Linked DNA regions of Homo sapiens: region 1 is linked to region 2. A link is an interaction called in ENCODE POLR2A ChIA-PET data of the cell type or tissue named here. Cell type or tissue: OCI-LY7. All regions are shown on one strand. Each heading gives the region's core, and the rest is flanking DNA. Links, peaks and the distances in the headings are about the cores only. Region 1 overlaps PCNT (pericentrin). Region 2 overlaps DIP2A (disco interacting protein 2 homolog A).

Evidence for each region. Peaks named below come from ENCODE experiments on the same cell type or tissue, not always from the same donor. Only the 100,000 strongest peaks of a DNase experiment are listed, where the experiment ranks them.
Region 1: POLR2A ChIA-PET joins it to region 2 with 10 read pairs; 2 of 35 experiments call an interaction of 5 or more read pairs at or near these places.

Annotation. Positions count from the first base shown.
Region 1 is chr21:46,348,537-46,364,882 of GRCh38, forward strand. PCNT (pericentrin) reads left to right here. Exons shown (of 47, transcript NM_006031.6): 7 at 476-650; 8 at 1,148-1,284; 9 at 2,893-3,004; 10 at 4,568-4,790; 11 at 5,451-5,532; 12 at 6,916-7,090; 13 at 8,438-8,655; 14 at 14,944-15,398. Among named protein-coding and RNA genes, the nearest start is that of PCNT, 33 kb to the left of the region's middle. RefSeq lists enhancers at 8,287-8,366, 14,859-15,359. In OCI-LY7, for the core only: a CTCF peak has its summit at 8,059; DNase peaks (open chromatin) are centred at 8,105, 8,555 and 9,135; H3K4me3 peaks cover 1,670 bases; H3K27ac peaks cover 3,118 bases.
Region 2 is chr21:46,552,083-46,563,022 of GRCh38, forward strand. DIP2A (disco interacting protein 2 homolog A) reads left to right here. Exons shown (of 38, transcript NM_015151.4): 26 at 2,087-2,210; 27 at 2,493-2,614; 28 at 2,740-2,851; 29 at 3,900-4,009; 30 at 4,857-4,987; 31 at 5,503-5,671; 32 at 6,141-6,311; 33 at 8,640-8,701; 34 at 9,666-9,723. Among named protein-coding and RNA genes, the nearest start is that of S100B, 48 kb to the right of the region's middle. In OCI-LY7, for the core only: no CTCF peak of the experiment used is centred there; DNase peaks (open chromatin) are centred at 7,499 and 8,559; H3K4me3 peaks cover 1,666 bases; H3K27ac peaks cover 2,317 bases.

The DNA.
Region 1 (16,346 bases), core at 3,991-11,990, 200 kb before region 2:
TTTTCTGTCCTGCCAGCATTCAGGGGAGAGACTGGGTGTAAGGCCTGTCAGGACAGTTTAGTTGGGGGCCATGACTGCCCATTCTTTTTTTTCTTTGAGACAGGGTCTCATTCTGCCTCCCAGGCTGGAGTGCAGTGGCACAATCACAGCTCACTGCAGTCTTGACCTCCTGGGCTCAATTGATCCTCCTGCCTCAGCCTCCCGAGTAGCTGGGACTATAGTTGCATGCCACCACATCCCACTAATTTTTGTATTTTTTTTTTTGTAGAGATGGGGTCTCACTATGTTGCCCGGGCTGGTCTGTAACCCTAACTCCTGGGCTCAGGCGATCTGCCTGCCTCAGCCTCTCAAAGTGCTGGGATTAGAGGCATGAGCCACGTTGCCTGGCCTGCTCAGAGGTTTTGACTGTGTGATTTAAATTTCTTTAGCACAGATAATCAACTATTGAGTTTAATTTTTTTTTCTTTTAAATTAGACCCTGAAGGAAGATTGGGAATCTGAAAAAGATTTATGTTTAGAAAATCTACGCAAAGAACTGTCTGCAAAGCATCAATCAGAAATGGAGGATTTACAAAACCAGTTTCAGAAAGAATTGGCAGAACAGAGAGCTGAGTTGGAGAAGATTTTTCAAGACAAAAACCAGGCTGAACGTAAGTAATGAAAATGAGCAAGTTTGGAGTGGGACTGAATTTTCCTAGGTAGTACTGGAAGGAATGTCGTTCATGTCACCATGCGTCATTGCGCACGTTTCCTACCTTCTAAATGCTGGATGGCCCCATGCACGTGTGACACGCTGGTGGCCGTCATGGGTCACAGGTCTCTCAGGGTCCTTAAACCTTCCTGATCTTTGTTTCAGAGATTTTTCTTGGCATGTTCAGTTGCTAAATTATTACAAAGCAGCAGCTTTGTGGTTGTTCACTTTTCATACTCCAGGGTTGTGTGTTCCAGCTTGACCCTCATGGTGGGTGGCATGGGTAGGCGATGTCCCCTGGTGCTATCAGGCATGTGAGGCTCAAACGAGGGGCCCGGGGGCGCCCAGGATGGGGCTCTGGGTGGCAGCGCTCTGGGTGCACCATTATTGTCACTGAGGTCGCTGTTGAGGAGAGTGATGTCTTGTAAACCAAGTGCCATTGCTTTACCTTTCTAGGGGCCCTTAGGAACCTGGAGAGTCATCATCAAGCAGCCATTGAGAAGTTACGTGAAGACCTGCAGTCCGAGCACGGCCGGTGTTTAGAAGACTTGGAGTTCAAGTTCAAAGAGAGCGAGAAAGAAAAACAGCTGGAGGTGGGCAGCAGCTTCGTTATTTAATTACTTGGTATATTAGGGAAGTTTTAACAGATTTTGGAATTGGGCTATTTCGTATTGTGTTATTTGCTAAAACTTAAGTTCTAAATTTAAAGAGACTGGCTGGGAACAGTGGTTCACGCCTGTAACTCTATCACTTTGGGAGGCCAAGGTGGGCAGATCATGAGCTCAGGAGTTTGAGACAAAAATTAGCCAGGCATGGTGGTGGGCATCTGTAATCCCAGCTACTCGGGAGGCTGAGGCACGAGAATCGCTTGAACCTAGGAGGTGGAGGTTGCAGTGAGCTGAGATCTCACCACTGCACTCCATCCTGGGCAACAGCGAGCCTCCGTCTCAAAAGCAAATAAATAAAATAAAATGAAATAAAAAAATAAATAGAGTGTTAGTGGTGAATAAAAGTGTAAGGATATAGTCTCTGAGACTGATTTAATAATTACGTTCAATCTTGTACTTAGGAATGCATGTTCTTTGCAGGCGTCCCTGAGACAGTTACACAAATCGCAGACACTAGGTAGGAGTGTAAGGCCACATCCTCTAACCGTGATCCAGTACACACGAGATTCCTAGGAAAAGTTAACAAGCATTTCTTTCTGCTGTGTGTATTCAAGATGCTTCTCTAATGAAGCACTACAATCAAAATGTTGATGTGGCCAGGTCCTCATTGGAGGCCTGACAAACCTGAGACTCAAACTGAGTATCCCAAGAATCAGTTGAAGAAATTAAAGCATAAATCAGAGATAGGGTTAATCGTGGTGTGTGAAAGATTTACAAACATGAGAATATGGAAGTAGTTGGGGTCTAGGGTCTTAGGGAGGCCTGTCCTGGGCCCCTTGTGTCTCCCAGCGGGACTCTGGTGCCCACACACCCTCCTCTCCTGCAGAGAGTCCAGGCCGGGGCTCACTCCACACCCCCAGTCTCTCCCTGGTCCCTTCCAGGCTCTCCCTCCGAGATGGGAAAGAGGGGGCTGGTAGCATCTTCTGGTCCTGATGCCCATGATTGGGAAAGGTAGGAGGAGCCGTTTCCATGAGGAGGACAGGCCAGCCCCAGGTGCAGCGTTGCCCAGGAGGAAATCACGCCATGCTGCGCTGGGCTGGGCTCTTGCTGATTGTACAGAAAAGTTTAGTGTCACGGTGTAAGAGGTACCTGCTTCCTTAATGTAGAAGTATTGAAACTGAGAGACCTCCTATTTGGGAGTCTTGGGTACTGTGGGCTAGTAAGACTCCCTAAATTCCATTCAGCAGTCTGTATGTATGACCCTAAACCGAAGCAGGGAGGTGCACAAGATGAAACTGCACCGCTGCGGCCGGCATGGAACCTGGCCGTGCCACCTCCTCAGCTGAGACAGACCTGGAAGTTCCTGAGATTCTGAAAGTGCCTGGCCTTGTGGGGTCAGCGCTGACCGATCCCTCTTGTCACGGACAGAGCTCTCTCGGTCTCTGCTGTGGCTGGCTTTCTCCGAGCTGCAGGTTTGGGATGTGAGCTTTTACCCTTAGGATCGCAGTGGCAGGGATAAAACCGCACACGTCACTGCTGGGGTGGGGGCCTTGAGCTCATTAGGGTTTCACCTGGACACTTTGCTTTTTCCAGTTAGAGAATCTTCAAGCATCATATGAAGACCTGAAGGCACAATCACAAGAAGAGATCAGGCGCTTGTGGTCCCAGCTTGATTCTGCCAGGACCAGTAGACAGGAATTGAGTGGTGAGGAATTGTATTGGAAAATTCAGATCCTCAAAAGCTGAAGCTGTGTGTTTTTCATTGTTGTAACACCAAGCCAGAATTTAACAATTCTAGCAAACACAAAAAAGTGGATTTACCTGTTTGACATCCTGAAGGTTGAGGTGTCTGGTTTGAAAGTGGAGGTTTGCTTTGTGGGAGAGAGCCCTGGTTTTATGCTAAGCAAGTCAGTGCAGCAGTGACGTGCACCTGTGTGTCCCTCAAGGCCAAGAGCAACACTTGCAGGGGGTGCCTTCATGTCTAAGGAAAGCTTACCAGTGGTGCTGAGCGTTTGCCTCGGAAGGACGGTTGAGTGCTGTCCAAGTGCGGGCTCACCTGGTGTCTGGGGTCACAGGGCAGTGCCCCACATCCTGCTGCCAGGCTCCTGTGGCCCCAGCTCTCCAGGCCACTTGCTGAAGGCAGCTCTGCTCCAGGTGTCCCCTTATAGCTGAGCACCTCTGGAGACCCCGACCCCAGGCCCCCCATTCCGTGTCAGAGAGGTCTTTGTGCAGCAGGCTTGGATGGTGCCTGAGGGCAGGGGCTGGCCAAGCCCAATTCAGGCACCGGCGCCCAGGTCCACAGGACAGGAGGGTGAGCCACTGCGTGTCTCCTGGCATTCATGTGCCGACAGAGCCTTTTGGCCCAACTTGTCCTTGTGGGTGGTGGGATTTGAAGCAAAGAGCACTTAGGAGAAAGAACTGGAGACACTGCCACTGTCACCAGGGCACCAGGCCTGGCTCCGCCTCCCAGCCCTGCGCCCTGCCGGGACCAGGTGCAGCTGAGAGCATGTCGATTTATCTTCCTCTGGGGGTCTGTCTGTCGCTGGAGGCTGGAGAAGAGAGAAGCTGAGGGGGCCACAGGCACAGCTGCTCCCCGCGGGCTCCGGCTCTGGCTTGGTCCTCTGCTTGTCTCTGTCCTGCCTCTCGGGACCCATGCAGAGAACCCCGATTTGCCCTCTCTGGGGTGCCCGTTGCTGGCTGTCAGCTGCTGTAGAGCAGCGGGCTGTATTCTGACCATAGTAGCCATGGAGACAAGTTCTTTTAGGGTCCGTGTTGCTTCTCTGCTGCTGTGTAACAAATTATCACAAACTTGGTGGCCTAAAACAACACAGTTGTCAGCTTACAGAAAGTCCAAGATGGTACAGCTGGGTTTTCTGTCCAGGGTCCCCCATAGCCCACATCCAGGTGTCAGCTGTCGTGTGCCAACCTGATGAGCCTGCTTCTGGGCTCGAGGTTGGTCTGGATCCAGTTTCCTGGGGCTGCAGGACCATCGTCTGTCTCCTTGCTGGCTGTGCCCCCCACATCCCTGCCACTTCGAGTGCTGCTTTTGCTCCCAGCCCTGTGGCTCTTGCCACCGCTTGGAGAGAGCTCTCCACATTCAGGGGCGTACGAGAGTCTAAGCCGTAGGGGTCCCTCATCCCTCTCCGGTTCTGGGATGGGCCCTTTTCCGAGTTCTGCCCCCACCACAGGTAACCAGGCTCTTGCCTCTCGCCTGGCTTGTTGTGGGTGTCCCATTTTAAGACGATTGCCTGACTCCGTTATGTTGCAGAGCTACATGAGCAACTCCTGGCGCGCACCTCTCGTGTGGAAGATTTAGAACAGCTGAAGCAGCGAGAAAAAACCCAGCATGAGTCCGAACTGGAGCAACTGAGGATTTATTTTGAAAAGAAGTTAAGGGATGCTGAGAAAACTTACCAAGAAGACCTAACCCTGTTACAGCAGAGGCTGCAGGGGGCGAGGGAAGATGCTCTTCTGGACTCTGTGGAAGTTGGGTAAGCAAAGCAGTTCCAGCCTCAGTGAGTTTCTGCCATACAGGGGCCAGGCTCTGAGTTCAGGGGTAGTTTTGTTGGTGATTTCATGCTAGTAGGCACCAATGGCCTTTTATACAAACACATTTTATGGTCCAGATTTAAAAGATGACACAGGCACGGGCACCCGAGAGTGGCCTGCATGTGTGTGTGCGAGCCATTGGTGGCCACACTCTGTCCAGGCCTGCGTGCACATGTTGGTGGTGGACACGCTCGTGTAGGCCAGCATGTGTGTGTGTGTGCATGAGTCAGTGGGCACGCTCTTGTCCAGGCCTGCGTGTGTGTGTGTTGGTGGCAGGGGCGCTCTCCTCCAGGCATGTGTGTGTGTTGGTGGCAGGGGCACTCTCCTCCAGGTGTGTGTGTGTGTGTGTGTGTGTGTGTGTGTGTGTGAGAGAGACAGAGAGAGAGTCAGTGGCGGGCACACTTTCTTCCAGACCTGCATGTCCCTGTGCCGTGTCTCTGGCTTTGTGACTGCCACGGCTCCCCGCACATGGACATTGCCCGTCCTTGACTGGAAGCACGAGGAGGCGCCTCTGCTGTGAGCAGTCGGTCCTGGGGAGGGAATGGCGCACACATGGAAAAGGGGTACGTGTGTAAAGCTTTTATAAAATGTTTTCCCTTCAGGTTGTCCTGTGTGGGTTTAGAAGAGAAACCTGAGAAAGGAAGAAAAGATCACGTTGATGAACTCGAGCCTGAGCGACATAAGGTAATTGGCCGCGCGCTGAGAAGTGGGGGAGTCCTGTGCTCTTGACCTTCCAGCCCTGCGTCTTCCACATTATAGAGCCTGTGTTTCCGTCCTTCCCACCTTGTCCAGGGGAGGAAGGCTGCTTGCGGATGCTGCCCCGACCTCACTGCTGCTCCGCGGTGGGCCTCACCATGCACTGTTTGATCAGGAAAGGGGGTGGCCGGGGGAGCCGGAGCCCCTCCCTCAGCCCTGGGATGCCCTGGCTGTGGGCAAGGCCTCCACCCTGCAGTGGGCTGCATTCGTCAGACTTGACAGTGGCAGTTCAAAGGGTGTGAAATTGTGTCTTTGCTTTGAGTCCACACGGAGCGTCTGCTGGCTTTTGTGTTTCTTCCTTGAGTTGCTTCCGTGCTGCGACTTCTGTCACCTTTAACTTCTGTGGGGCAAACTGTCCAAACGGAGCTTCTGGGATGTAGACTGTTCTGGGTCTGTGCTGCCAGTGTGGTGCCCAGCAGTATGTGTGGCTGTGGAGCACTTGATGTGCAGCATGAGCAAGCCCGGTGTCGGGCTCCGGGGGACACACGGGAGGGCAGGGAGGAGACGCAGGGGCAGCACCGCGTGGCTTGTTGCACGGTGGAACCAGTGGAGGGGAACTCGGGGCATCTGGGCTCAGCGGCCAGGAGCCCTCACTCTGGAGCAGGGTCCCTGGGCCTGCTGGAGGCCACAGGGTGTCCAGGCAGGGTGGCAGCGGGCTGTGTGCCAGTTTGAGTTCCCTGCAAAGCGGACCCCAACACAGAATTTGCTGCACAAGAGGCTATGGGGGAAATGCCAGAGAAGGGCAAGGGCCCGGCTGGAACAGGCAGCCAGGACCTTCCCACGAGCAGGCCTTGCACCAGAGAGAACCCAGGAAGGGCTGGGGTGGGTAGCCCCACCAGGCATTCGTGTATCACCTGAGAGCCAACCCCTGCCTCTGCGCGTGGGTGTGACGAGGACCCAGCTGTTAGTGGGCAGTGGTCACAGGAGGCTGGCCTTGAGAGCCCAGCCCTGAGATGTGAGGCCACCAGGGGAGACGCGAGGGGCACGTGCCCTACCGACCTTGCTGCTGAGAGAATTGAGGAGAGGTCTGCCCGGTCCAGGGCCCTGCCGCCCTGAGGAGCACCAGTCCCTGTCAGTGCCACCAATTCTTGTATGTCTTCCGGAGGCCTGACTGAGAGACGGGTGTGGGCGGGAGAGCATGTGAGCACGCCAGTGGGCTGGCGGGGTTCACCAGGGCGCAGCGTGTGGTCTCATGAACCTAGTGAGGTTTGAGTTTTCTTTGTGCATAGCAGGAAACACCTTTGAGGGTTATAGCTGCGAGCGAGGTAGCTTGGCTCACTAACGTGCTTGTCCCACGTGGTTTCTCTGTAGGAGAGCCTGCCACGCTTCCAGGCGGAGTTAGAAGAAAGCCACAGGCACCAGCTGGAAGCGCTGGAGTCTCCCCTCTGCATCCAGCACGAGGGGCATGTCTCAGACAGATGCTGCGTAGAGACTTCAGCATTGGGACACGAGTGGCGTCTGGAACCCTCTGAAGGGCACAGCCAAGGTGGGCCCCTCCCGCCTCGCCATGGTGTCGGCAGGTCCCGGGTCTGGGGGACGTTCTCGGGGAGCCTGGGTGCCTGGGTTCGATCCAAGTCCTCCGTGAAGCAGCTGAGTGCTCCGACCTCTTCTTCTGGGGCTGACACCTCAACAGAGTGTGTCCTGATGAGGGTTTGGCGTTAGAGGCGGGGTCACTGGCTGGGCAGGAGTGCGTGTCCTGGGCCAGCGCCCCAGCAGGGCAGGTCTGACCTGGGCAGCCACCCTGGGGGTCATGGGGATTGCTGGATGGACATGGTGACCATTCACCTCTGGAGGGAGAATGTGTGTCCACTGGGCCCAGGGGAGGCTTTTCCAGGATCCTGCTCTGCTCCCAGCAGGCCCAGGTACCCCAGCTCGCCTAGTCAGACTAAGGTTGTGGGATGTCCAGGCAGGGCACGGGGCACAGGGCTGTGGGGTCAGAAGGTGACGGAGAGGAAACTGCAGTCATCCCAGAGTCGCGGTCCCATGGCGCCGGACAGTGGCCACTGACGGGTTCCAGGAGGGGCAGGCGGCCCTGGCCACTGGCGTGGACTGTGCTGATGGTGGGGCTGCCGTCCATGGTGGGGGTGAGGGGCTGAGGCCGCGGGTCCTGCTGGGAGGTGTGTGGTCTGACTCCATTCTGGGCTGTGGCCAAGTTGAGAGAAGCCTGGGCCTGCCTGGGCCTCCTTCAAGCTGGGGGTGGTGCAGCGGCGCCTGCATCTGGTCCTCACTCCTGCCTGCCCTGCACCACAATTGTCCCCACAGCCACCCCTTGATGCCCATGGTCGTTGGCACCACTGGTGCCTGGCCAGCACCTAGTCCCTTCTGCTTTTTTCCTCTTCTGCAGAAGAAGAGATGGGCCAGTGGGGGTAGCGTGCCTGGGCACAGAACAGCAGGGGGAGGTGCTGGGACAGGAACCCTGGCAGGCCCCTGAGCTCAGGCCCTGTCCTTGTGGCTGCCTCATAGACCCTGGGTGACACATGTGTGCCCACATCTGGTCACAGGCATGAGGCTCACTCAGGAACTCATGGAGGGTCACATGTCACACCTGACCTGAAGGAGTAGCCTGGGCGGGTCGTGTGGCTGTCGTGTGGGCCCAGGACATCCCTGTGACTCGGGACGGCACTGTGCTGGGGCAGCATGGAGGTGTCCCGAAAGGGAGGGGAGACTTGAGAGAGCCATGCCTGCTTTCATCACTGAGTCAGCACAGAGCTTGAAAATCCACAGTGTCTGCTGTCAGAAGCATTTATAGGTTGCCGTTCTGCCTGTGCGGACTGTGGGCTCCATCGAGGGCCGGCACCGGCCTGACTGTCTTCCCTGCTCCTTTTCCACACAGAGCTTCCCTGGGTGCATCTCCAGGGTGTGCAGGACGGGGACTTGGAGGCCGACACAGAGCGGGCAGCCAGAGTCTTGGGTCTGGAAACTGAGCACAAGGTGCAACTTTCGCTTCTTCAGACTGAGCTCAAAGAAGAAATTGAACTCCTAAAAATAGAAAATAGAAATTTGTATGGGAAGTTGCAGCATGAAACTCGTCTGAAGGACGATTTGGAGAAGGTGAGTCGTGACTCCACAGCCCAGCGCCTCCCGCCCGAGTCCTTGCTCTCTTCCACCTGGAAGGCTTGTGTCCTTGTGTATGGAGGGGCATCCTGGGGACAGCCCAGTGCTGTACATGGCACATTTGTAAGGGCGACAGTCCCGTAAATTCTTGAAACTATTCCTGGCAATGCCAGTAGTGGGTGGCGGTTGGATAGAATCTTGTCAGGGTCAGCACCGGGGCGAAAGTGAAGTTCTGAGTGAAGATTTCTTTTTGTTTTGTTTTGTTTTGAGACAGTCTCATTCTGTTGCCCAGGCTGGAGTGCAGTGGCATGGTCTCAGCTCACTGCAACCTCTGCTTCCTGATTTCAAGTGGTCCCCTGATAGCTGGGATTACAAACGTATGCCACCATGCCTGGCTAATTTTTGTATTTTTTTTGTAGAGACAGGGTTTCACCTTGTTGGCCAGGCAGGTGTCAAACGCCTGACCTCAAGTGATCTGCCTGCCTTGGCCTCCTACAGTGCTGGGATTACAGGTGTGAGCCACCACGCCCGGCCCTCTGAGTCAAGATTTCTTAGGGAAACTGTCCAGGTGTCCTAAGAGGGCTCTGGGAGGAGGCACAAGCCCGGGTGCCAAGCACGTGGCTGGCCTCTGATGCTCACCCCAAGTCTTAAATTGCGTCCGCGTTCCCCAGGCTCTTCCTGTGCTGTTTTGCACCTGTGGAAGAGGCACCCTCTGACTCCCTCGCCCTTTGCGAGTGTGAGGACACTGCCATGCTGTCATAAATGATGACAAAGCAACACGACAGCAGCCTCCACATGGCCCGATGGGCTTGGTTACAGCCAGGGCAGCTCAGGGTCCATCCCATGCTGGAGCAGTGGATTTCAAGTGAGCCGACAGGGCAGCTCAGGGTCCGTCCCATGCCGGAGCAGTGGAGTTAAAGTGAACCAACAGGGCAGCTCAGGCTCCGTCCCATGCGGGAGCAGTGGAGTTCAAGTGAACCGACGGGGCAGCTCAGGGTCCATCCCGTGCCAGAGCAGTGGAGTTAAAGTGACTGAAATTGTCATGTCTTGTCATGTGTGTTCTGACTCAACCTCATGCTTGTGACAGTGTTTTCATTTCTATTTGTGTCCTGCTTCTCCCACCCCTTTGCTCCTCCCTGTGAATGTCTCCCTGAGAATGATTTTCATTCTCCATCAAGAGACAGCTTCATAGGAAGCTATGATGACCTGCAAGTCTGATCCCATGCTGTTTGTTAAATGCAGGTGTTGGTAAGGACTTCCAGCAAAATAGAGGTAAGGGTGGAGCCCTGTGGGGAGCCGGACAGGCGGTAGGTGGGCCGATGGTCATGTGCCAATGGCACCTGCAGCCACCAGTGTGTGGCCTTCTCTGGCACTGTTGGCTGAAGACAGACTTCCCAAGTGACTTTTTGTTGTTGTTGTTGTTTTGTTGTTTTGTTTTTTTTTTTTTTGAGACTGAGTCTTGCTCTGTCGCCCAGGCTGGAGCGTAGTGGCGCGATCTCAGCTCACTGCAACCTTCACCTCCTGGCTTCAAGTGATTCTCTTGCCTCAGCCTCCCTAGTAGCTGGAATTACAGGTGCACACCACCATGCCTGGCTAATTTTTTTTATTTTTTTTTATTTTTTTTGAGATGGAGTCTCGCTCTGTCACCCAGGCTGGAGCGCGGTGGCGCAATCTCAGCTCACTGCAAGCTCTGCCTCCTGGGTTCATGCCATTCTCCTGCCTCAGCCTCCCGAGTAGCTGGGAAGACAGGTGCCCGTCACCATGCCTGGCTAATTTTTTTTTTTTTTGTATCTTTAGTAGAGACGAGGTTTCACCGTGTTAGCCAGGATGGTCTCGATCTCCTGACCTCGTGATCCACCCGCCTCAGCCTCCCAAAGTGTTGGGATTACAGGTGTGAGCCACCGCACCCAACCATGCCCAGCTAATTTTTGTATTTTTAGTAGAGACAGGGTTTCACCATGTTGGCCAGGCTGGTCTCAAACTCCTGATCTCAAGTGATCTGCCCGCCTTGGCCTCCCAAAGTGTTGGGACTACAGGCGTGAGCCACCGAACCTGGCTCCAGGTGACTTTTTGATGCTCATGTCTTTATGCTTTTCACAGGCCACCATTTTACCTCCTTATATCAATTATGGGGAGAGGACTGTGGATTTCTCTCTTGTTAATTTTAATTCTTGTTTTGAGTATGTGGAAGCTCTGTTGTTACACGTGTACACATTTGTGATTGTAATGTCTTCCTAAAAATTCACCCTTTTCTGTCTTGTAGTATTCTGTCCAAAAATACACCTGTTTTTTTTTTGTTTTTTTTTTTTTTTTGAGACAGTGTCTCACTCTATCGCCAGGGTGGAGTGTAGAGGCGTGATCTTGGCTCACTGTACCCTCCGCCTCCTGGTTTCAAGCGATTCTGCTGCCTCAGCCTCCCGAGTAGCTGGGACTACAGGCACGTGCCACCACACCCGGCTAATTTTTGTATTTTTAATAGAGACGGGGTTTCATTATGTTGGCCGGGCTGGTCTCGAACTCCTGACCTCATGATCTGCCTGCCTCAGCCTCCCAAATTTTTGGGTTTACAGGCGTGAGCCACCGTACCCAGCCTCGTCTTTTATCAATACAGTCATTCCAACCTTCGTGTGCATTTTGTCTGGTGTATCTTTTTTTATTCGTTTTACCTTTTTTTTTTTCTTTTTTTTTGAGACAGGCTATTGCCCAGGCTGGAGTGCAGTGGCACAGTCTTGGCTCACTGCAACCTCTTCCTCCCAGGCTCAAGGGATCCTCCTACCTCAGCCTCCCAAGTAACTGGGAGTACAGGTGCACACTACCGTGCTGAGCTAATTTTTGTATTTTTTGTAGAGATGAGGTTTCGCCATGTTGTCCAGGCTGGTCTCAAGCTCTTGGGCTCAAGTGATCCACCCGCCTCGGCCTCCCAAAGTGCTGGGATTACAGATGTGAGCCACTGCACCTGGCCTACTTTTAATCTATTCAAAGTAAAGTGCATTTTATGTGGACAGCATATAGTTGGCAATTTTTTTTTTTTTTTTTTTTTTTTTTAAAGACGGAATCTCACTCTGTTGCCCAGGCTGGAGTGCAGTGGCACGATCTCGGCTCACTGCAACCTCTGCCTCCCGGGTTCATGCCATTCTCCTGGCTCAGCCTCTCCGAGTAGCTGGGACTACAGGCGCCCGCCACCACGCCTGGCTAGTTTTTTTTTTACATTTTTAGTAGAGATGAGGTTTCACCGTGTTAGGATGTTCTCGATCTCCTGACCTCGTGATCCGCCTGCCTCGGACTCCCAAAGTGCTGGGATTACAGGTGTGAGCCACTGCGCCGGCTTTTTTTTTTTTTTCTGAGACGGAATATTGCTCTGTCGCCCAGGCTGGAGTGCAGTGGTGCGATATCCGCCCACTGCAAGCTCCGCCTCCCAGGTTCACGCCATTCTCCTGCCTCAGCCTCCCGAGTAGCTGGGACTACAGGCGTCCGCCACCACACCCAGCTAATTTTTTATATTTTTAGTAGAGACGGGGTTTCACCATGTTAGCCAGGATGGTCTCAATCTCCTGACTTCCCGATCCGCCCACCTCGGCCTCCCAAAGTGCTGGGATTACAGGCGTGAGCCACCACGCCTGGCCATAGTTGGCAATTTTTAATCCATTCTGATAATCTCTGCCTTTCAGTTGCAGTGCTGAGTCTATAAATGTTTAAGGTAATTACTGGTGTGGTTGATTTAGGTCTTCCGTTTCACTGTTCATTTTCTGTGAGATGCGTCTGGTGGTCATGGTTCTGCTTTTTCTTTTTTCTTGTGTTTTTGGATTATTTGAATATTTTCTAGAACTGATTTTAATGTATCTGTTGACTATTAAGTTATTCCTCTTTGCATTATGTTTTTAATAGTTGCTCCAGGGATTAAAATACACATTCTTGGCCCGGCACGGTGGCTCAGGCCAGTAATCCCAGCACTTTGGGAGGCGGGTGGATCACCCAAGGTCAGGAGTTTGAGACCAGCCTGGCCAACATGGGGAAACCCTGTCTTTACTAAAAAATAAAATAAAAAAATTAGGCGAGTATGGTGGTGCATGCCTATAATCCCAGCTACTCGGGGGCCTGAGGCAGGAGAATCGCTTGAAACCAGGAAGCAGAGGTTGCAGTGAGCCACAATCACGCCACTGCATTCCAGCCTGAGCGGCAGAGCGAGACTCCGTCTCAAAGAAAAGAGAAAAAAAAGAATACACATTCTTAACCTTGTCTTTTATCAGTACAGTCTACTAAGAGTCACCATGATGCTGCGTTGTGTAAACTGTGACCTCTAACTGCACAGGTGCTTTTGTCACCTCCCCTTCGTCTTCTGTGCTGCAGTTTTCATAGACTAGACATCACATCCGCCTCCTGCAGTGTCAGGAGATTTGCTTTGGAAAACATGTGTTTGAAAGAAATTAAGAGGAAAAATGGCCTTATACTTGCCATTTCTGGTGCTCTTCATTTCTTCTTGAAGATCTGAGTGTTTGGCGTCATTCCCTTCAGCGTGAAGGATCTCCTTCAGCATCTCTTGCTGTGCTGCACACATTTTCTCCGTTTTTTGAAGTCTTTATTTTACCTTGATTCTTGAGGAGTATTTTTGTGGCATTAAAAAGTCTAAGGTGACAGGTTTCTTGTTCAGGATTTAAAGATGTTTAAAATCCTTCTCTGCAGATTTTATGATCTGTTTTGTCTTGGTGTTGGTTTCCATTGATTGTGTTTTCTCTTCAGCAGGGGTCACGTTTTCCTGCTTATTTATGGGTCAGCTGGGTTCAGGTTGCATCCTGGACACTGTGAGTGATAGATTTGGAGACTTTGGGTTCTGTCCTGCTCCTCTGGAGAGTGTTGGTTTTCTGTTGCAGCAGGCAGTTCACTCGGGTGACTTCAGACTGCATGCTCCCCTGCGTCTGTGCTGGGCTGCGGCATGGTGTTAATTCAGTTCTTGTAGCTTTAGCCGGCTTGCTTGCTTTTGGAGTCTGCCCCTCGTATGTACAGATCGGGGTCAGCCTGAGACGTGGGCGGGTTCCTTCCCAGGCGTTGCAGCTCTCTTTCCTCCCTCACTCTCCAGTTCCTCTGGCTCAGTGAGGGATTTGGGATTTCTGTGTGTGGGGCATGGACAGATACTACTCTTAGTGAAAAGCTGGAAAAAGAGAATGGCTCAGTGCTGTTTCTTCCTTCTGAATGTCCAGCCCTCTGCAGGGTCTGTCTGCTTGTGGATCTCTCCACAGCCTTCAGGTTTTTTTGTACGTTCTGTTCAGTTCATAGTGGTTGTCTCTGGAGGGCTGGTCTGGCGAGGTGCACAGGCATCACCAGAAGTAGCACCCTAAACTTTAATAACTTAATTTTTAAATAAGGAGTTGAGGTCAATCTTACGTGCCTTTTTTTGGGTTTTTTGTTTGTTTCTTTTTGATGAGTTCAGTAGTTTATTGACCTACTTTTTTCTCTTTGAAAGTCAGGAAGTCAGGCATGGTGGCTCACACCTGTAACAATCCCAGCACTTTGGGAGGCTGAGGCTGGCGGATTGCTTGAGCTCAGGAGTTCAAGATCAGCCTGGGCAACATGCAGAACCCTGTCTCTATAAAGGATTGCTTGAGCCCAGGAGTTCGAGGCTGCAGTGAGCTGTGATTGTGCCCCTGCACTCCAGCCTGGGCGACAGACCCTGTCTCAAAAAAAAAAAAAAGATTAGGATATTTGCCCTCTGCATTCTCCTTCATCCCCCTCTGCACAGGATCCCTTTACAGTGTGCCTTGCAGTTCATCCACCCCTTGCTCAAGGTCTTTCATTGTCCTGGCGTTGACCTTGTACAGATCGGGAGCATCGCACCATTGGCTGCTCTTGCCTCCTGGGCATCCGATCATGCTTGCTGCAGTGGCCCAGCGCTATCTGTGGGGCTGGCGTTCCCCTAACAGAGGCCTGCGGCCGATCTGAGTCCTGCCACTGGTCTTGGTCTGAACAAAGAAGCCTCCGGCTGCTGCCTTTGCTCGGCTGATGTGTGCTGCCTTCGGTTGTTGGTTGCTGTCAAGGCCACGGGCTCCAGAGATAAAGAACAGTCGGTTCTCGGTGCCAGGACGTAGGAGGCATTTTATTTAGTTTTAGACTTGTCCACTTTAGGTTTCTTCCATTGTCATCAACATGAGAATCATTCCTGTTGCTGTGTGCAGCGTAATGGGTGTGTGTGTGGTGAAAATTCCCTGTCTTCAGAGGTGGGTTTGGGTTGTCTCTTCTAATAATCTCTTCCATTAGCGTCTTTCCTCCTAAATGAAATTATGTTGTCTGTAGGTAAAACACAATCTAATTGAAGACCACCAGAAGGAACTAAATAATGCTAAGCAAAAGACTGAGCTGATGAAACAGGAATTCCAAAGAAAAGAAACGGACTGGAAAGTTATGAAGGAGGAGCTACAGCGGGAAGCTGAGGAGAAGTTAACATTGATGCTACTTGAACTGAGAGAAAAGGCTGAATCCGAGAAACAGACCATCATAAACAAGTTTGAGCTTCGAGAAGCTGAAATGAGGCAGCTTCAGGACCAACAGGCAGCCCAGATCCTGGATCTGGAGAGGTCCTTGACGGAGCAGCAGGGCCGCCTGCAGCAGCTGGAACAGGACCTCACTTCAGACGACGCCCTGCATTGCAGCCAGTGTGGGCGGGAGCCGCCCACAGCCCAGGACGGGGAGCTTGCTGCGCTCCACGTGAAGGAAGACTGCGCCCTGCAGCTGATGCTGGCCCGGAGCAGGTGGGTTTGCAGTGACGCCATCTGCAGTCCCTGTGAGGCCAGACACCTTGGAGGGTAGAAGGTGGGCAGGCTCCTGGGAGGAGGCGCTGTGGGCTCCACTGGGCGAAAAGGTCTGGAGGGAGCTGGAACAAGGTGTGGCGCTCTAGGTTTTCAGCCTAATTGCAGTGGGACAGCTTTGTGCTCGGACGGGCAGGCTGGCAGTTGCCATCCTGAAGCCCCCTGGCCGCAGTGGGACAGCTTTGTGCTCGGACAGGCAGGCTAGCAGTCGCCGTCCCGGAGCCCCCTGGCCGCAGTGGGACAGCTTTGTGCTCGGACGGGCAGGCTGGCAGTTGCTGTCCCGAAGCCCCCAGGCTGCAATGGGGACAGCTTTGTGCTTGGATGGGCAGGCTGGCAGCCGCCACCCCGAAGCCCCCCGGCCACAGTGGGACAGCTTTGTGTTTGGACGGGCAGGCTGGCAGCTGCCGCCCCAAAGCCCCCCAAGTCTGCACTCCCTGGGTGGGTGTCAGGGGCGGGGATCAGTCATTGTCTCTGTTGTTCTTCGTGTGTTTTAAGATTTGAACAGCAGAAGCTAAACCTCTTTTATAGGTGTCATAAGGACATGGAGTTTATCCACTAAGCGTTTTTGTGTTTTTTTTAACTTAAACAGGTGATTTTTAAAAATAAGCATGTTTTTCTGAAACATACACACTCTTCTTTGAAGTTTTCAAGAGGTTTAGAAAGTGATTGGGTTCTTTGCCTGTTGGTGCTGACCCTTTTTGCGAGCCTCAGTCCCAGGGCTGTGCCGTTCTTTCTCATCTGTCTGCCCCACCCAGCCCTTCCCCAGCAACCAGGGCCGCACAGGGCCCCGCTCAGGGATTGGAGAAACTCACGTTCAGGTCGCTGGGGCTGCATGAACACGAGCAGGACGCTCTTCTCACCAGGCTACGACATGCAGTTCGTGGTAGAGCT
Region 2 (10,940 bases), core at 2,941-10,940:
CAGCCCCCTTGTCTGGTGCGGTTCTCGCTGCCTGCCCTTTCCTTTCTTGTTTTCCACACATTTCACACAATAGTATTTCTATTGATTTTGTGTTTAGCAGGAAAATTTTTATCAGCTCAAGTTTTTAAAATTAAAAACAGTATACATGTAAATATTCCTAAGTTTGTGAGCTAAAAGGAAATGTTTATTTTGTAAAAAATTAGCCATTTAGAATTTCTACATTTGGTTACAGCTTTTAAATGACAAATGTTGCTTCCTGCCCTGCTCCTGCTGCTGATTTGGAAATTCTCATGTGTTTCAAGTTCCTGTTGTGTGCATTCCACTGTGCTAGGAACATTCAGGATGTCAAGAAGGAGAAGCTGTAATCTTCATATTCAGGTTGTGGGCAGGAATGCGAAATGCGGAAACACAGAAAGTTAAATAACTTAAAACCCTGCAAGGCTTCCTGTCCCACGCACCATACAAGCTGTAAGAACTCTTAAGCTTTGGTGTCGTAAAGAGTAGGTCACTGTGGCTTAGAATATGCTCTTCTAGCTCTTGGTGCTGCTCATTCGAATTAAAAAAATACTTAATGATGCCTACAATGTGCACAGTGCACAGTAATAAGATTAAAAGGACCCCTACTCTCAGGAGGCTTAAAATCAGTCTTTCCTGCTAGAAAACAAGTTCCGTAGGAGAGAGACTTTGTTTTTCTGGTGTATTGGAAGCATCTAGAACCATGCCCAGTAAACATTTATTTTATGATTGATTGAGTTCTAAAGCCTACAAACCAGCCAGTGATTTATCATTGACCAAGGTAAAATCAGCTTATGGTGTGAACCTCAGTATCAATACAGTGGAGTGATGTAACCTGGAGTGCTGGGGAGGGGGCTTTGAATGGAACTGGGTAGCAGGGGCTATGAAGAATGATGCCCAGTGGCTCAAGGCAGGAAAGGAGGCCAGTGTGGTGGGGGCCAGGTGGTCCCAGGTAGGGGATGCAGATAAGGCTGGGGGTCGCTGGGTTTTCCCTAAGGATGCAGTGGGATCCCAGACCTTGCGGGCTTTGAGTCCCAGTCCAGATCTCAGGTTCTGTCCTGATGGGGCCCTGACTCATATGGACTGGCAAAGCTTCCGGGATTTGGAATCTCAGGATCTGCCCAGCCCTTGTGCCTGGACACAGCACATAAGTGCGTCCACTGGTCTCTCTCTTCCACTGCCTTCTGTCAGTAGAAGCCACCAATCGAGAAACAGGGAGTTTTGATGTTACACTGGTCTGCTCTGGAGTTTTATATTTATTAGACTGAATTGCACTTTTTATCTTCTTAAGAAGGACTAAAAAAGCTGCGAGGCCTGGCAGGGGATCAGGGAGGATGAGTGTCCTGAGCAGAGAGGTAGGGTTACCAGGTATTTCTGTTTGCCTTGAACTGGTCACATAGCCCCAGTGCCCCTCAGCAGAGAGACAGGGTGAATGAAGGAGCTGGTGTAGTCAGTCCTAGAGGAGACACACAGATGCCTCTGAGAAAGCCGGTTGCAGATGACACACGCCCAGGCTCAGTGCAGGTGACCTGTGGGCATGGAAAGTAGTACAATTCAGGGATGTTTGCTTATCGCTTATTATGTATTTATAATGGTGTCGTATGGAATATTTTATTGAAAAGGCCAGAAAGGTCTTCTTTACCCACGTGTTTCTGGCTCTGCCCTGGGTGAATGGAGTGCCCGCATCTCTCCCTCTTAGCTGGGACCACACAGGAGATACTTGCATGCCTGTCCCTTCACTGCTAGTGAGAGAGTACAGATGGTGAGAAAAGACACCAGTCGTGGACCATGTGCGGTGGCTTATGCCTGTAATCCCAGCACTTTGAGAGGCTGAGGCGGGCAGATCACTTGAGGTCAGGAGTTCGAGACCAGCCTGGCCAACATGGTGAAACCCCATCTCTACCAAAAAAAAGACACCAGCCGTACGTCTAGGACTGACACATTGTCATTATCATGGACGCTAATCACAAGGTGTCGTGTGCAGTGGCGTGCAGGTGGTGTGCACGCAGATCTGCGAACAGCCCACCTGCACGCACCAGCATACAGATGAGCTCAAAGATCGCTTTCCTAGGGCACCGTCACAAGCACTGCAACCTGTGTCCAGCTGCACAAAAGGGCTGAGAGAGTGGCCGCGGCTCTGATGGAGAAGGGAAGACTGAGTGTTGGGGACCATGTGGCTCTGGTCTACCCACCAGGTGGGCTCACTGTGGGGCTGTCCACCTGCAGCTCTTTGTAAGCAGCCTCCTATCCTAAGCAGCCCCCTAGACACTCCCTCCCCGAAGCATCTTCCAAAACTAAGCTCAGCCCCTCCTCTCTGCATGTGTCTGCCTCCTCAGCTCAGCTACCCCTGTGGAAACCCAGGAGTCACCCATGCCCCCCCAGCACCACCTCCCCTCCTCTCTCGCAGGAACAGTGAACAGAGGCTGGTGGGAGCCTCTTGCGGCCGGCCTCCTCACAGCCAGTCCTTGTCTCCACAGGGGTGGACCTCATTGCCGCGTTCTATGGCTGCTTGTACTGTGGCTGCGTGCCTGTCACCGTGCGGCCCCCGCACCCTCAGAACCTCGGCACCACACTGCCCACCGTCAAGATGATCGTGGAGGTGCGCCTACCTGGCCCGCGGGTCAGAGTCTGTGAGTGGGAGGCTGCAAGGCTGCCCTCCGCTGCCCCCTTTTCTGGGCAGCTTGAGAGGCCCCGCCCACCCACCCTTGGCCCCTCGCCATGCAGGTCAGCAAGTCTGCATGCGTCCTCACCACGCAGGCTGTCACACGGCTGCTCAGGTCCAAGGAGGCTGCTGCTGCCGTGGACATCAGGACCTGGCCCACCATCCTAGACACAGGTGCGTGTCCTCGCACTGCCCAGGACCAGTCCCTTTTCCTTTCTTTGTTGTAGGTGTGGTGTGGCCTGGCTGCCGTCCAAAAACACACGTGAGGCAAGAGCAGTCCTGGCAGGAGCCTGGCTGACAGCAGGGGGTGCCCCGGGCCCTGGTGGGGAGTAGGGGTCCCTGTCCCATGTGTAAACCCACGCTCCACTCAGCCCACAGCAGCCGCACCCAGTCCCAAGTGGTGTGGAGCACAGCCTTGCCCCTCTCACCCGCCTCCTACTGGCATGGGGGCTGGCAGCTCTCTGAGGCTTTCTGCAAACGCTTTGAGGACACAGCTCCCACCGCATGCCGCCACTCCAGCATCCCTGTCCCCATCATTGGTGAATGCTGTCATGCCCCATGAAATGCTGAGGGCCAACAGGGTGAGGGTCAGAAACCCCCCTGGCTCCCCTCTGCCGTGGACCTGTCTCAGCCTGGGCTGGATGGGGCTGGGCCAGGGCAGCTGGTGTAGGGGAGGGCAGGCTCAGAGCCAAACAGCTGGCCAGGGCCCCAAAGCCTCACGGGCTTGCCTCAAGGGGAGCGGTGCCTGCCCTGCTGAGCCTGTGTCCAGTTGCACCCAGGGAGGCAGTGGTGTCTGGCTCATGGGGCCACGAGAACTTGATGAAGCACGCAGAACCCAGAGCCCGTCCACAGCTATTCTTGCTGTGGTCGGGACTCGGCTCATCTGGGCTTTGCCATAGGCTCTGTGACTTTTGGCAAATCCCTAGTCCTCTAATCTTTCCTACTGGTCAGTGACGTGATGCCTCCCCTCTTCGCCCTGCCTCGTCCCCCATCCCCACAGGCTCAGTGTGGTCTTGGTGGGACCGGGTAGCGTTTCCATGAAGAATGAAATACGCTTTCCTGAGCACGCACAGCCTGCATCGTCACGGCCCCACTCCCGTCTGAGCTCACTCTCTGCAGGACTCCCAAGGACAAATCATGTGTCGCCTCTTGCCTGTGAAAGCCCAGAGCGTTCAGAATACATGTGGGAACACTAATGTTGCTGGTGTCTCCTGTTTAACAGATGACATCCCAAAAAAGAAGATAGCAAGCGTTTTCAGGCCCCCCTCCCCCGATGTCCTCGCATACTTGGACTTCAGCGTGTCAACCACTGGGATATTAGCGGGAGTGAAGGTAGGTCCTCTGAAATCTTGTTTGCTTCAGCCCCTAGAAATCAGGAGGAGTGGACAGAAAGGATGTCAGATGCAGATTTAAACTGACAGGTCCTTCTTATGCAAAGCACAAAGCAACAATTTTGCTTCTTAAGATTTGTGTTAAATACCAATAAATGCTAAGATGTGATTAGCCTGAGAGTAATGCGTTTTCTGATGCATTATGGTTATGTCTAAACTTTCTGATTTATGACTGTCTAGCTTACAGGAACTGGTGGCTTTGAAGAATCTCTTACCTTGCTGGGAGTCAATAGCTCAATTAAAATTTTTCAGGCGGGGCGTGGTGGCTCACGCCTGTAATCCCAGCACTTCGGGAGGCCGAGGCGGGTGGATCACAAGATCAAGAGATGGAGACCATCCTGGCCAACGTGGTGAAACCCCGTCTCTACTAAAAATACAAAAAATTAGCTGGGCATGGTGGCAGGTGCCTCTAATCCCAGATACTCAGGAGGCTGAGGCAGGAGAATTGCTTGAACCCGGGAGGCAGAGGTTGCAGTGAGCCGAGATTGTGCCATTGCACTCCAGCCTGGGCGACAGAGCAAGACTCTGCCTCAAAAAAAAAAAAAAGAAAAAAATTTTAAAAATTCATTACCCTGAAATTTTGTTTCAAAGATTTTTAGTGTACCATTTCTTGGGTATTATTTAGGTTATATGGGGATTTGAGCCAACCGTCTTTTAAGGAAATAAATATGATGTTTGGTAGTTCGGAGCTATGGTCTAGCCATGTGAACAGCGGACACTGCCATCCACCCTCTCCCCTCCTGAATTTCATTTCACTTTTTTTTTTTGAACTTTATTTTACTCTTAAGATGTCGCACGCGGCCACAAGCGCCTTATGCCGCTCCATAAAGCTGCAGTGTGAGCTGTACCCCTCGCGGCAGATCGCCATCTGCCTCGACCCCTACTGTGGCCTTGGTTTTGCCCTGTGGTGTCTGTGCAGGTGAGTGCAGGGCCCCTGCTGCCTGCCAGGTGGGAGCAGCTCGTGTGGCTCTTAGGAACCTTGGCCTTCTAAGGCACCTTTTCTGGGTGCTCAGGAAGCCGATGAGATGTGTGTGAGTGGGTTTGTTTGGGGATGAAGTGGGTTGGAGTCTGAGTCTGAAATTGAGTGAAAATACATTTTTCATTAAATACACTGTCCGTTATCAGTACTTGGGAAGAATCTGCTTGATTCCTTCAAACACTAGAAAGTGGCGATCCGTCTCTAGAAGTGAATGCCTCTGGAGTGGTGTCCCCGGATCCTCTCCAAGTGTTCGGAGCAGAGCTCAGAACCCCGTGCCTGCCATCCCCCAACCTTCACCCTGTGGCATGTTTTCCACCAAACCCCCCCACTTGGCGTCAGAACAGAAATCATGCCCCTGTTGTGGCTGGAAAAGAAGTGTTCTTGAGGAAGGGAAGAGTGGAGTGCCCAGGGTGCTGGGTGGGCGGGCGGAGCCTCACGAGCCTTCCCTCTCGCAGTGTCTACTCGGGACACCAATCAGTGCTGGTGCCCCCGCTGGAGCTGGAGAGCAACGTGTCCCTGTGGCTGTCGGCCGTCAGCCAGTACAAGGCCCGCGTCACCTTCTGCTCCTACTCTGTGATGGAGATGTGCACCAAGGGCCTAGGCGCACAGACGGGTGTCCTCAGGGTGAGTGCCCAGACCCGGGCTTCTGAGTGTGCTGCAGACCACAGCCCTGGGAAGTTTAAAAACAACAAAACAAAACAAGACTCCCAAGGCCCCTCCCTGCAGTTGGAGGAAGTAGAGAAAACCCTTTCCCACTAGGGGCCCTATGTACACATCTGTCCTCCCACGGCCCACCTGTCTCTGCAGCTCCACACCCCGCAGGAGAGGAGGGTGGGGGGTAGGGCAGGGTCCCTGCGAGATAGCGGGGTGGAAGTCTGGCCGCGTGGGAGGGCAGGTGTGGGATGCAGGTCAGATGGGAATCGTTTAGCGCATCCACACGTAGGATTCTGTGGAACAGACACAGCCTGCGGAGAGGAGGTTGGTGTCCAGCTCCACCTCTGTGTGCCCACCCGGAGATTTCCCAAAACAGTGCCCAGGGCCCTGGCAACTCACTGAGCTGTGGCCGTGGCCTGACCGCTCACCCCTCCCGCAGATGAAGGGGGTGAACCTGTCATGTGTGCGCACGTGCATGGTGGTCGCCGAGGAGCGGCCCAGGATTGCGCTGACCCAGTCCTTCTCCAAGCTCTTCAAGGACCTGGGCCTGCCGGCCCGCGCCGTAAGCACCACGTTCGGGTGCAGGGTCAACGTGGCCATCTGCCTCCAGGTGAGGTGCCTGGGGCTGCGGTTCTCGAAAGCTGGCTGTTGGCAGCATGGAGACCCAGTTTCCCAGTTGTTAATGTGCCGTTTTGTAGCCGCCTGATCTATTTCTCCTTCTCTGGGCCTTTGATATCTCATTTCCATGTAACATTTTAGCTTCAAGGGTTTTATTTTTAAAGATGTTCTATTCTAGTTGGAGAAAGGCTTATTTGGAAAAAAAACACATTGTTTTTGAACAGTGACTAATAACTGTAAGACTCTCTAAGTTAGATATAAAACACAGCTAAGTTCTTAAAGCAAGATTGAACTTACTGTTTTAAGATATCTAGCAATATTAAATTGAAACATTAATAAATGTGGTAATTTGTGTTGACTCAAATTCATTTCTGAAACCATGAAATGTCTTATTAAAAGGAAGCACCAAGTTTCAGGCCAGGAGTGGTGGCTCATGCCTATAATCCCAGCACTTTGGGAGGCTGAGGCAGGCGGATTACCTGAGGTCAGGAATTCGAGACCAGCCTGGACAATATGATGAGACCCCGTCTCTACTAAAAATACAAAAATTAGCTGGCTGGTGGTGCGCGCCTGTTGTCCCGGCTACTTGGGAGGTTGAGGCACAAGAATCGCTTGAACCTGGCAAGAGGAGGTTGCAGCGAGCCAAGATCTCACCACTGCACTCCAGCCTGGGTGACAGAGCGAGACCCTGTCTCAAAAAAAAAAAAAAAAAAAAAAAAAAAACATAGGTAGCACCAAGTTTCAGAGATTGAAGAGCTCACGGCAGTTCTGTTTATTGCTTCCTCAGATAGCTACAGCTGTTGCCCAGATTTTGTACTAGTATCTCAATTTCATTTCTTTCTAAAAACATCTTAAAACCAAATGGCTTTTTAGATAACCCTACATATTGAACGCCTTATTCACCCACATAGTACAAGAATAGCTGGAAGGAAATGGCACCTGTCCGTGCCAGAGCAGGGCTGAGTGCAGGTCTGTCTCTGTTTCCAAAGTGTTTGCTTGGCCTTGTGCCTCCCCATCACAGTGGCAGTGCACGCAGGGCAGGGCGGGGGCTCTGCTCACACCCTCTTCACCACAAAAAGACCCCTGACCACTCAAGCCTCAGACCCTTGTCACGCAGCAGAGGAGATCGGGCGGGAGCCTTTTGTGAGCTCGCTTCCTGTGTAGGCTGTGGCTGAGCGTGGGTGCCGGCCTTTGTGTTAGCGGCTCTGCGTCTGCAAGCCTGGGGCCTCCTTGCTAGACGTCGGAAGGGTATGGATGCCACACATGATTGCAGAAATGATGTTAATGGGATGTTCACGTTTGCTCTTTAAGATACAGAGGTGGGTTTTGCTCTCTCTTTCCCTGTGTTTCTCATGTGGCTGCTGCTTCTGTGTGTGTTTCCTGTGGCTGTCTCCTCCCTGTCTCACTCTGCTGCCTCCTTGGCCTCTGTCAGCCCAACAGGCTGGGAAAGCTGGCTGAGCAGGTATGACCTTGACCTTGACCTTGTTGGTGCCTCTGTGCTTCCCCCTCCCATGAGTTCATGTGACTTTCTCGTGAATTCTAGACAAACATGTTTCTTTTGCTGTCTTACTTTGTTCACAGTGGATATTACTTGACATATTACAAAAGCTCCCTTGTAACCAAATTTAAAAGTAAAACTATTTTCAAAAAATGTTAATGCTCATAGCATTGCCTTGGGAGGAAGGGCTGTGTTTAGTTCCAGTGCAGAGGTGTTTAATTCCAGTGCAGACACAGGTTATGTTGTCTGGGATCTTTAAGGGTGATGTTGATCAGAGTACTCATTTAATTGATGTTCCTTATTGAATAAAATGACACATAATGTCCTTTAGTCGGGATTAATGTTAACTGTAAGATTCAGAAAGGAAGAGAGTAGAAAGGTGAAGGCTGCCATCCATCTCACCTGAGTGAGTCTCGGCTGCGAGCAGTCCCCGGTAGAATTAGGCTGGTTGGTGAGAGGCAAGGCCCTGCCTGACAGCATGGTGGAAATGCCCCTCAAATCCTAATGGTGTTTTCATCACAGCAAGAGACCAGTGGGAATAGAAAGTTGTTAGAACTGAAATGTAAAGTGGCATGATTTGGTGTTTTCAGAGTCATTGAGTGTTTCGCTCAATATTATCAAGCTCTGTGGATGTTTGGATGGAAAGCATCAGACTGCCTGGGGGACCTTGAACCCCTAGGCGGACTCACTGCAGGGAGCAGAGCTGCTACCTTCTTGGGTGTCCCCGGGGGCCAGGGAGGAGCTGCCATGCAGCTGTACCTGTAGAAACAAGATGTTAAGTGAGGCCCCTGAACAGAAGTTCCTCTGCTGCTCTCCTTCCAGGGCACAGCTGGCCCGGACCCCACAACCGTCTACGTGGACATGCGGGCACTGCGCCATGACAGGTAATGCTCCCAGCCTGCCTGGGCCCCATGGATACCCAGTGGCAAAGTGATGCAAACCAGGTCTGCACTGACTATGCACCCCCGGGACCCAGGCATTAGAGGACGGCGGGGCCAAGTCAGGCCTACCGGGACACCTGGATGGGCACATGAGAGGACAGCTGGCTACATTGGGCCATCTGCACCAAGAGGAAGAGGAGAGCTGTGTGCCCCACTCCGGGCGTGCCTCCCAGGGGAGCTCAGTGTCTATCTCTGTGCGCCCGTGTCCCCAGGGCTGCAGTTAACATCCCTTTATCTGTCACACAACCAGGAAGAATAAGAGTGGCCCCTGTGACATTTGGTTCTTTAGAGGGACAGGGACAGAGAGAAGACAAGTAACCCATCTACTGGCAAGAACGTTTCTTACCCGATGACCCATGTGACATTTGGTTTTTAGAGGGATAGGGACAGATAGAAGACAAGTTATCCATCTACTGGCAAGAACGTTTCTTACCTGATGCTGTCATAGGATCTGACTTAGTTTCATCTTGATGAACGATGGTGGTGCATACAGTGTGTGCTTGCTGGTCTGTGGTCAGATGTGTATCAGGGCCCCTCCCAGCTTTGAAGCTCAGATCCCAGTCCTGGATTCTCAAGTATGGCCACACTGTAGCTTGATGTAAACACTAGGTTTAGCTTACTGGGTGCCAGGGGCTTGCTGGGTTCAGGGAGGACCTAAACGAAATGTAGAGTGAGCTGCTGTGAGCACATGGGGTGGGTGGCGAGTGCATGCGGGTGGCGGCACTTGGGACCGCAGCGTGGTTGGGGTGTCCCTGCCATTCATGGCAGGTGTGCTGTGGAAAGGTTGACATCCTGACTGTTGTCAACAGACCCTCAGAGTGATCATTTCCAACGTCATGATCTGCCCTTTCAGACATTACTACCTGTGTAGTAAATTTTGTACTGAAATTGTTCCCTTAATTTTTAGGGTTCGTTTGGTAGAACGGGGTTCTCCGCACAGCCTGCCATTGATGGAGTCTGGAAAGGTAGTGGAAACCAAGACGCGTGCATTCTGAGTCGCGTCTGAGACCTTTGTCTGAAGCATCACCCCGTGGAGGGTGCTGGGGGCTGCGGCTCTGATGAACACAGGTCGACTTCTGGTTGGGGTGGGCTCGGCTGCTGCAGAAGTCTCCTTCCCTCCTTTGTGGCTGGTATATAGAATTACTTAGTTATGTTTTTAAACACACATCTGAGCTCAAAGCCAAGAAAGGGAGAAGTTCAGGTGCAGGAATAAAGAACTCCCGCTGGGTGGGTGGCAGGCCTCAGGCCTCTGGGGCCAGGGCCATGGAGGGGGGTTCCGGCCCACCCACACATTTAGAGTTAAATGGAGTGGCCCTGGCCCTAAGTTGGAGATGGCAAAATCTCATGCCCTAGTTTAGGGTGTCAGCAGGGAAGAGGCCCCCAGACCCTGTCGGGGATCTGGGGGATCCTGAGATGGCCCGAGGACTCCCAGGAAAAAACTGAGATGCTGCAAGAGGTCAGCAGACATAGGCACAGAACAGCATCCTCTGAACCAGGAAGGGTTCAAAGGAAGGAGGAAAAGCCACACAGCCCAGGAAGGCAGCATGAAGAGTAAGCCAGGCTTGATATGAGTCGGGGACCCTGGTGCCTTCACAACCGCAGAGGCAAGGGAAGGAGCTTGGCCACCCTGACTCCGTTCACTGCCATGGCCACAGCCACCTGTGGGGAGTCAGAGAGGGGTCCAGAGAGGGACCCAGCCAAGCCATGTGATGTCCAGGATACAGACTCCTGCAGGGCAGCAGGGGTGAGACTGCGGACAGAAGGCACAGCTGCTGTGAGGGTCTCGAGGTGGGAGCTACAGGGAGGCCAGTGGGACTGGGCTGAGTGTGGGGAGCAGAAGGAGTGCGTGAGTGAGTGAACTCACATGCAGGTGCAGGGGCTTGAAAAGCTCCCTTCCCGTGTCCCCTGTTACAGTCACTTCAGGCGGTAGACCAGCCGAGAGTGGAGTCGGGTGAGCTTAGTGGACAGCACATCTGTGGGAGCCGTGGGCTGCTGCACGTCCTCCCTTCTCTGAGCACAGGGACATGTGAGCCGCCATCGCACACAGCTCTGCATCATCCTTGGTGTAAACTCAGCGGGTTTCCCTGGGTCATGGGGCCTCCACGTCGCTCTTTTCCCTGCCCTGCCATGTACAGCCGCACTGTAATTGTTTAGCTCACCCCCTTTTATTGGACGTTCTTTC